3 separate regions of the Homo sapiens genome follow, and regions 1 and 3 are each linked to region 2. A link is a contact called in ENCODE Hi-C or POLR2A ChIA-PET data. All regions are on one chromosome and are shown on one strand. Each heading gives the region's core, a stretch centred on a gene start or an enhancer-like site at or near the end of the contact. The rest is flanking DNA. Distances are from core to core; before and after follow the strand shown.

Region 1 (2,700 bases), core at 116-2,615, 140 kb after region 2:
AGGCTGTCTAGGAACAAACGCCTTCAACGTGTTGGGGGCGCCCTTCTTACCACATTTGGGGCAGGGGGTTAGCTGATGGTGCCCTGGGTGTGTGCCTGGGGCGGGAGGTGGCAGGACATCTGCCCCACAGGCTGGCTCTCCACGCTGCCCTCTTGGTCTTCTCTCCAGCTTCCCTGCTCTTCCTCCCTCAGCCCCCCGACTCCCCTTCACCAGGCCCTGGGGGTTTCCCGCAGGAATCTCTCCCTGGTCTCACCGACTCCTCCAGATGGCCCCTGCGAAGCCGATGGCGGTGCCCAGGTGCAGGTCACCTGGCGGGCCCGCTGCAAACGCTGCTCCCCGGGGTCTCATTCCAGTCGAACCCCGGGAATCTGCATTCTAACAAGCGCTGCCGGTGGCCTTGGGCTCCCCGAAGCCTCAGACGGCTGCCAAGGTCCAGCCGCTGGCGCCCAGCAGGAGCGCAGGAGACCGGAGCCCGAGGCGCCTTCTTCCTCCCCTCGCCCGTGTCTGCGCAGCGCTCCCTCCTCCCTCTGCTCACCGACCCCCTCCCTGCCCCGCCTCGCGGCACCCCCTTTCCCGGGGCCCCGGGCGCCCGCAGGAGCCACACCCCCAGTTCTATGGGGGTCTCTCCCCTCGGAGGGGGCGGGCGGTCCGGGGTGAGTCTGGGGGCGGGTCTAGTGTGTCACTTTAAACTCCTCCCCCGGAGACCCCGGCCCAGGCAAGAGCCCACAGCCCTTTGCCGAGTGGGGCTGAAGGAGGGGCCGCTTTGCACTCGCAGGGATTTCGGGGGGACTAAAGGGCCTTACGAGGACCTGCGGGAGGAGGGAAGGGACGAGGACGCTGGGGGGTGCAGCCCGCCCGGGAGGGGTGCTGGGAGGCCCCGGGCCCGTCTGCTCCCCCGGGGAGGGAGGCGCGGGGGTCGAAGCCTCGCTTGGCGGCTCAAGTGCGGGGGAGGCCGTCGCCAGCGCCCGGATACCCTCCCCGTCCGCTCCGCAGTGCGGACCCCACCGCCGCACCCTCTCCTGCGCGTTCGGAGGGGAAATGCCCCCGAGACCCCGCCCCTCCAAGCATGCGCGGCCTCAGTTTCCCCAGGGCCGAGGGGACGTCGAGACCTTCCCACCGCCCCCCGCCTCGGAGGCCACCCCCGTGCCTCCTGGGGGACCCGGACCAAGGGGGCGGCGGCCGTCGGTCCGTCCGGGTTGGGGCGCGGGGCCGAGCCCAGACGGCGGCCCAACAGCACTGGCCGCAGCCCGCGGCACTTACCGTGGGCCGGCGCGGGGATGGGGGGGCTCCTGGGGCGCTGCGCTCGGCACCAGCTCGGGGACGCCGAGGCACAGCTACCGCTCCCAGCCGCGCGCGCCGACGACTGAGCAACTGCTGGGCGGACGCCGCTGCGGGGGCGGGGTCTGACTGGGGGCGGGGCCGGGCCTGACCGGGGCGGGGCCTGACCGCGCTCGCCCCGCCCCCCGCGTCCACGGCGCCTTAGGGGACCCGGCCGGGGTCTCCGTGCCTTGAGCCGGGCCGGAGCCCCCTCCCCCGGGATGCGGGGCTGTGAGTCAACCCACAGGTGGCTGCGGGACGGGGAGCGGGCTTGGCTGCCTCGGGACCCCGCCTGGCCGCGCGCGCCCTCCCCGTGGCGCGTGGGGTCTAGAAGGGGGTGGTCGGCGGGGTCTCCTCCGCGGACCCCAGGGAAGCCACGGTCACGAAGACCAGCAGCGGTGCAGACCTTTCTGGAAGGGCCTGACTCAGGGACACCTCGCGGGCCCCGCCGCTCTCTTCTCGGGGCGGGGATGCGTCCTGCAGGGATCCACTCGGGACGCCCCACGCCCACGCGGACGGTCTGTGGGGCGATCGTCCCTGGGGCTCTGGTGAGGGCCCAGTTGGCGCTTGTGGGGTCACAGCCGGCCAGAGCCCCCGGAGCCCCTGGGGTCTGCACTGGACCCCGCCAGCCCCTCCCGGGTGGCTCCCCGCTCTTCCTCCGCTGCGCTGTCCTGGAACCCCAGCGGGCCCGCGGTCTCCTGCAGGGTTTGTTAAGGCATTGATGGGTCCTGTCCCCAACCCGCTGGTCCCGAAGTCTGGGTGGGGGCGCGATCTGCGTTTTTTCCCTTTTTTTTTCAGACAGAGTCTCGAAAAAGCTCTCAAAAATAGCTCTCAACCAGGTTGGAGCGCAGTGGCACCATCTCCACTCGCTGCAACCTCGAACTCTCCGGCTCAAGTGGTCCTCCCGCTTCAGCCTCCCCAGTAGCTGGGACCACCCGCCGGCTAATGTTTTTTGGTTTCTTTTGTGGAGATGGGGGTCTCCCTATGTTGCCCAGGCTGGTCTCAAACTCCCAGGCTCAAGGGATCCCCCTTCCCCGGCCTCCTAAGGCGCTGAGATCACAGGTGTGGTCCCCACGCCAGCCAGCGCCTGCACTTCCCAGCTCCAGTCTGCTGCCGCCAGTCCAGGGACCACACTTTGAGAAGTCCGTGCTAAGCATGGTCCTGTCGGGGGCCTGAGGCTCTCAGACTTGCCGAGGGCGCAGCGGCCCCCCGGTCGCACCTGCCCTTGGTCGAATACAGCTGGACACTCGCAGCCCTTTGGGGACAAGGGGTGGGGGGTGGTCAGACTTTGGAGTTTTCACCCGAAGGGCACCTGGGCAGCCCAAGGCCAGACAGGCTTCCAGAACACAGCTCTTCAAAGGGAGGGGGCCCGTCTGCCAACAA
Region 2 (2,700 bases), core at 149-2,648:
AAAAATAAAAAAATAATAATAATAATTTAAAAAAAGGCCGGGCACCGTGACTCACGCCTGTAATCTCAGCACTTTGGGAGGCCGAGGCGGGTGGATCACGAGGTCAGGAGATCGAGACCATCCTGGCTAACACAGTGAAACCCCATCTGTACTAAAAATACAAAAAATTAGCCGGCCATGGTGACGGGCGCCTGTAGTCCCGGCTACTCGGGAGGCTGAGGCATGAACCCGGGAGGCAGTGAGCCGAGATTGGGCCACTGCACTCCAACCTGGGCGACAGAGTGAGACTCCGTCTCAATAATAAAAATATCGACCTTTTAAAAGGAAGAGGATGAGGCACAAAATATAAAGAGTTTACTCTAGAGGCTAACGTGGAAGGATCACTTGAGGTCAGAAGTTTGAGAACAGCCTGGGCAACACACTGTGAGCTCCACAGCAAAAATTAGCCGGGTGTGGTGGTGCAGGCCTGTGGTCCCTGTTACTCCAGAGGCTGAGGCGGGAGGATGGCTTGAGTCCAGGAGGTCAAGGCTGCACTGAGCTGTGACCGCACCACCGCACTCCAGCCTGGGCGACAGAAGGAGACCCTGTCTCAAAATAAATAAATAAATGACCCAGAAGGTGGGGACAGGGTGGGGGCTGATGTAAAGCTGTCAAGAATTCTCTTTGGTTTATGGAAATACCATTGATTAGTGATGGGCTGTGCCCTGGTGCGGGTACAGGGTCCGGGCGGCTATTTGGCTAATTCACAGCTATCTGCGTAGTAGCCGGCAGTTTCCAGAGGCGACCCTCCTGTACTGTCTCTGGGGCCTGATCGTTGAAGAGGACTCGCCTTCTGTTCTTTTCTCATTAGGCGGGAGGACCCTCTGGGGCTGCCTGGAGGAAGCCTCCACTCCGACCCTCGCCCGAGTGCCTACTGCGAGGGCGGATGCATGCTTCGGGACTTCTAATTTCATCCTTCACGTCTTTAGCCGCCGCCTATGGCAAGGAAAGGCCTGCCCTCGCCCCTGCCTCCCTCCTCCCTTCCCCACCGCGGCTCCGTCACGATCGGCGCGGGCGACCGGGCCTGGGGGAGCCCCTCCAGCCGGCTCCTGCCCTCAGGCCCCGGGCGCTTCCCTCGCCCCGACTCCCGGGCCCGAGGTCCCGGGGGCGGCCATTCGCCTCCCAAGCACTCGGCGCTCAGCCCAACGGGGCCGCCTTTGCAGTCGCGTGGGCAGAACGGGGTCCTCAGGGCCGCGGCGATTCTCTAGGGCGGGCGGCGCCACGACCCGCCGGGAGCGCGGCTCCCAGGAGCCCCCGCGCGACCGGGCCTCGGTGGTTGCCGTTGCAGGTCACATGGTCGCCGTCGCTCATCACGTGGCCCCGTCGCGCGTCACGTGGCCGCCGGCGCGGGTCACGAGAACAAACACGGGGGCAGCCGGCGCTTCCCGGCCGGTGTCGCTCCGCGGCGGGCCATGGCCAACGTCTCTAAGAAGGTGTCCTGGTCCGGCCGGGACCGGGACGACGAGGAGGCGGCGCCGCTGCTGCGGAGGACGGCGCGGCCCGGCGGGGGGACGCCGCTGCTGAACGGGGCTGGGCCTGGGGCTGCGCGCCAGGTGAGGCCGGGCAGGGCGCAGGCGGGGAAACTGAGCCCTCGTGCGCCCCGCAGCCCGCGCCCTCGTGAGCCTTCTGGCGGCGCCGCGTGTCTCGGTCCTGGAGGCGACCGAGGCGCGGTGGACTCGGGAACGCGCCCCGGGGCTCCTCGGCGGGGCCGGGCTGGCGGGGGCGCCTGGGGTCTGGAGTCTTCGGAGGCCGCGCCGGGCTCGGTGGCCGGGAGGGCTGCGTGGGCGAGGCGGAGCTCGCCAGACCCCGCGGAATGTGGGGCGCTGAGGGGCGCCGGGGCAGCCGTGGCGCACGTTCATTCCCTCCGGTGTCCCCCAGACTGGCCCTAAAGGGGTGCAAGTGGCTTTCTGTTCAGGTGACTTTTAAAAATTGTCATCCTACACGAGCAACTAATTTTGTTTGCGTTTTTGACCCCCTGGGAGATGGAAACAGTTAAGATTGCAGCCGGGTCACTGTCTTTCAGTGAGAATGACTGAGCGCCTTTATCTGCCATCTTTCTGTGTGGGGATCAGTCCCGACTTTCAGGTGATCTTGGGAGTGACGAGTATTTGTACTCAGTCTCCCTTCGCACCGAGTTGAATTTGCAATGTGCAGGCAAACACAATAAGCAGCAAGTCAGAGGTTGGAATGCGTTCCGCATGTCACCCTGCAGCGTGCGTCTGAGCAGTGTTAAGGTCTGGAGAACCGTTGCGGGTACATTTGTTTCCCTGTCTGTGTATTGTCTTAATATTTTTTTTTTTTTGAGACGGAGTTTCACTGTAGTTGCCCAGGCTGGAGTGCAATGGCGCGATCTCGGCTCACTGCAACCCCCACCTCCCGAGTTTAAGTGACTCTCCTGCCTCAGCCTCCTGAGTAGCTGGAATTACAGGCGTGCGCCACCGCGCCCGGCTAATTTTGTATTTTTAGTAGAGACGGGGTTCCTCCGTGTTGGTCAGGCTGGCCTCGAACTCCCGACCTCACGTGATCCCCCGCACCTCAGCCTCCCAAAGTGCTGGGATTACAGGCGTGAGCCACTGCGCCTGGCCGTATTGTGTTACTTTTGAGTTAATGGACCGTTTTGTTGATGGGTCTTAATCTGCTTTGCAGTTATTCTTTACATTT
Region 3 (2,700 bases), core at 1-2,500, 250 kb after region 2:
CGTGTGGAGCACTCTGCGGGGAGTGGCGTGCTGGGGCACAGGCAGAAAGACGGGGTCCCCAGTGCTGCAGGTGAATTGAGTTGGGACAGGTGAGGGCCCTGAAGTCCCCACCTGTGGGGACCTGGGGACAGCCCTAGAGGTCAGGACTAGAGGACCTGGTTCCATGAAGACCCTGCCCCTCAGGCTCCCTCCCCACTGGGTGACATCGCCCTGTTAGGGGCACCCTGGGCCGGGGACTCGTGGCTCAGACCCCGCTCCCTTGTGTGGGGTGGGACTGTCCTGCCTCCCCTGAGGCGCCCCCTCCAGGTGTGCGGCTGCCGTGAGGGAGGAGGGTGCCCGGCCGTGGGTGCACTGCTGGCCCCGCATGCTGGTGTTGTCCTTATTGGTCACCAGGAAAAACACTGAACCTCCAGTTCTGAGCCTTGGCTACCCCACGTGCTGGCGTGCAGGCGGCCACGTCTGTGCCTGGGAGGCCACATCCTGGTGGGTGGTCAGGCAACTCCCCCCAACCCGTGGCTGAGTTTCCCCACATCAAAGAGGGGATCCCTGACCTAGAAGGTCTCAGCTGGACCCTCCAGCCTGGCCTGTGATTTGGATCTGGGGAGGGCGGCAGGAAAGTCCCGGGCGCTGCCCAGGGCCCCTAATCAGCTGAGTCATCAGGCTGGGGCAGCCAGGACGGTTAGGAAGGGCCAACCCAGGCTGGGCCGTGAAGTGGTGCCCATCTGATCTGCCGCACGAGCACAGGACCTGCTGCCGGACGTGGGGACAGGGACTTCTCAAAGAGTGGTTGTCACGAGGGCCTGAGCTGTCTCCAAAGGGCTGCTGGGCCTTGAGTTGGGACCCTCCTGAAGAACCCCCAGGACTGGGCTCCCAGAGGATGAAGGAGAGGGGGTGGCGTGCCCCGAGGGAACCAGGGAGTAATTTTTGGAGGGGGCGGCACTCAGAGGAACACTCACCCCTCCCTCAGCCCTGGCCCCGGAGCAGAGACAAGGTGAGAAGTACTTTTGCCTTCTGTCCTTCCCCGCTTTCCCTTGACGGAGCCGGCCACTTGGTGCCAGGGCTGTGGCGTCCACACAGGGATAAATGGAGGTGACGACCCTTCTCTGAGGTGCAGAAGGAACAGGTGGGGCCGTCTGTGGAGCTCCGGCCTCCTCCTCCGTCCTCCCGCCCTGCCTGACAGCAGGTGTGTGGCCACCCCTATCCCCCACGCCCAGCAGGTCCAAGGGTCAGGCTGGCCCTCCTTCTCCCTACAGTGGGCAGACACCATGGCCCTTGGGGCCTGTGGCCTCCTGCTGCTCCTGGCTGTGCCCGGTGGGTGACCTGGCCTGGGTGTGGGGATGGGGGGGCATCTGCTTCCTGCCTGGACCCCTGATGGGGGTGAAACTGGGGGCTGGTCTGAGACGGAGAAACATGCTGAGTCCCCACCCTGTGGGGCCCCGTGTCTCCTCTGAAGAGACTGCACCCCTGGCTGGAGGCCCAGCTGTCCGTGCTGGGGAGAGGCAGGAGGGATGTGCGGGTGGGAGTTGGGGGTGCAGGAGTTGGCAGGGCGGGTGGTAGTTGGGGGTGCGGGTGGGAGTTGGGGGTGCCAGGAGTCCCAGGCCCTAGAACACTGGTGATTTCTTTCCTGAGCAGGACCTGGAGGGCGGGGAGGAGGCCCAGGCCTGAGGCCAAGCTCCCGGCCTCCAGCTGCCGTTTATGGCCTGTGGCTTGTCCCACCCAGCCCTGGGCCAGTGAGACAGCAGTTGACCCAGCCTCACCAGGCCGGGCCCCTCTGCTCAGGACCAGGCCCCACCCCAGTGCCGCCCTGAGGCCTGGCAGGGGCCTCTGGAGCCCGCACACCCCTCTCCTTGGCAGCCCCCTCCATCCTGGGCCCTTCGTCTTTCCCACAGGTGTGTCCCTCAGGACTTTGCAGCCAGGTACGTCTCTGACAGGTGTGGGGTGTGGGGGAGGGTGCAGGCAAGGCCTGGCAGGAGGGCCTCGGTGACCCTCTCCTTCCCTGGGGTCCCAATGGGGGCCCGGGGAGGTCATAGTTTGTCGCCGTGGTTTCTGCTCGCATCTCTCGGTTGAGTGGGGCTGGTCGGGGTGTGCTGCAGGGCTGTCTCCCCCACCACCACTGTAGTCAGTCTGTACCTTGGGAGATGCTCTGAGGCCATGAAACAACCTGGCCCTCCTCGAACTTTCTCCCCACAGCGTCCCCACCGTGGCCCTGGAACCAGCTGGGGGCTTTGCCGTGTGGGAGAGCCGGTGCCCCACCCCACACCCGCTGCCTATCTATAAACATCTCTGTCTGTCTACATCCCAGCTTCCCTTCCATTCAGCCCAGTGGCCACACTCCATCACCAGCACAATTATCCAGCTCAGGCAGACCCAGGTGTGGCCAGTGGGTCTCCAGCTGACTTCCTCTTAATTTCTTCTTAACTTACTGAGGTGAAGTTTACAGAAGATAAAGTTACATTATCAAGCGTCCAATTCAGAGGCCCCGAGCACCTTGGACAGTGCTGTCTGCCCCCCGCCCCCCGAATTTTATCCAGCTTCGAATATCTCCACCACCCCTGAAGGAAAACCGGGGCCCACTAGGCAGCCACCCCCAGCACCCCGGGCCTTCTCGGGGGCTCCACCGTTCTGAGCCCCTTTCTAGCCGCCTAGGGGCCCTCTGCAGCCTTTCCACCGCCTCCGGGAGCCCTGGTTAGTTTGTGGAGC

The links. Hi-C counts contacts between places; a loop is a spot of excess contacts on that map. ChIA-PET counts read pairs that join two places held with the same protein, here RNA polymerase II (POLR2A). Pooled maps may share reads with other maps.
Region 1: a pooled map shows a loop between it and region 2 (3-fold over the local background). The contact joins the promoter of BAIAP3 here to the promoter of CLCN7 in region 2. A Hi-C loop is called at or near these places in 1 of 168 maps with a recorded cell type or tissue (thyroid gland) and 6 of 50 pooled maps. POLR2A ChIA-PET finds 5 or more read pairs at or near these places in 1 of 52 experiments (WTC11).
Region 3: POLR2A ChIA-PET joins it to region 2 with 14 read pairs in H1. The contact joins the promoter of TPSG1 here to the promoter of CLCN7 in region 2. POLR2A ChIA-PET finds 5 or more read pairs at or near these places in 2 of 52 experiments (H1 and HCT116).

The regions. Positions count from the first base shown.
Region 1 is chr16:1,332,310-1,335,009 of GRCh38, reverse strand. It overlaps BAIAP3 (BAI1 associated protein 3), which reads right to left and starts at 1,365. Exons shown (of 34, transcript NM_001199097.2): 1 at 1,261-1,365. RefSeq lists silencers at 1,316-1,475, 2,211-2,411.
Region 2 is chr16:1,473,726-1,476,425 of GRCh38, reverse strand. It overlaps CLCN7 (chloride voltage-gated channel 7), which reads left to right and starts at 1,398. Exons shown (of 25, transcript NM_001287.6): 1 at 1,398-1,592. The coding sequence starts at 1,452. RefSeq lists silencers at 976-1,325, 1,446-1,655 and an enhancer at 895-1,438.
Region 3 is chr16:1,223,818-1,226,517 of GRCh38, reverse strand. TPSG1 (tryptase gamma 1) reads left to right here and starts at 1,250. Exons shown (of 6, transcript NM_012467.4): 1 at 1,250-1,311; 2 at 1,890-1,916. The coding sequence starts at 1,266. LOC124903621 reads right to left here and starts at 1,267. Exons shown (of 2, transcript XM_047434997.1): 1 at 957-1,267; 2 at 1-64. The coding sequence starts at 1,267. RefSeq lists a silencer at 2,212-2,398.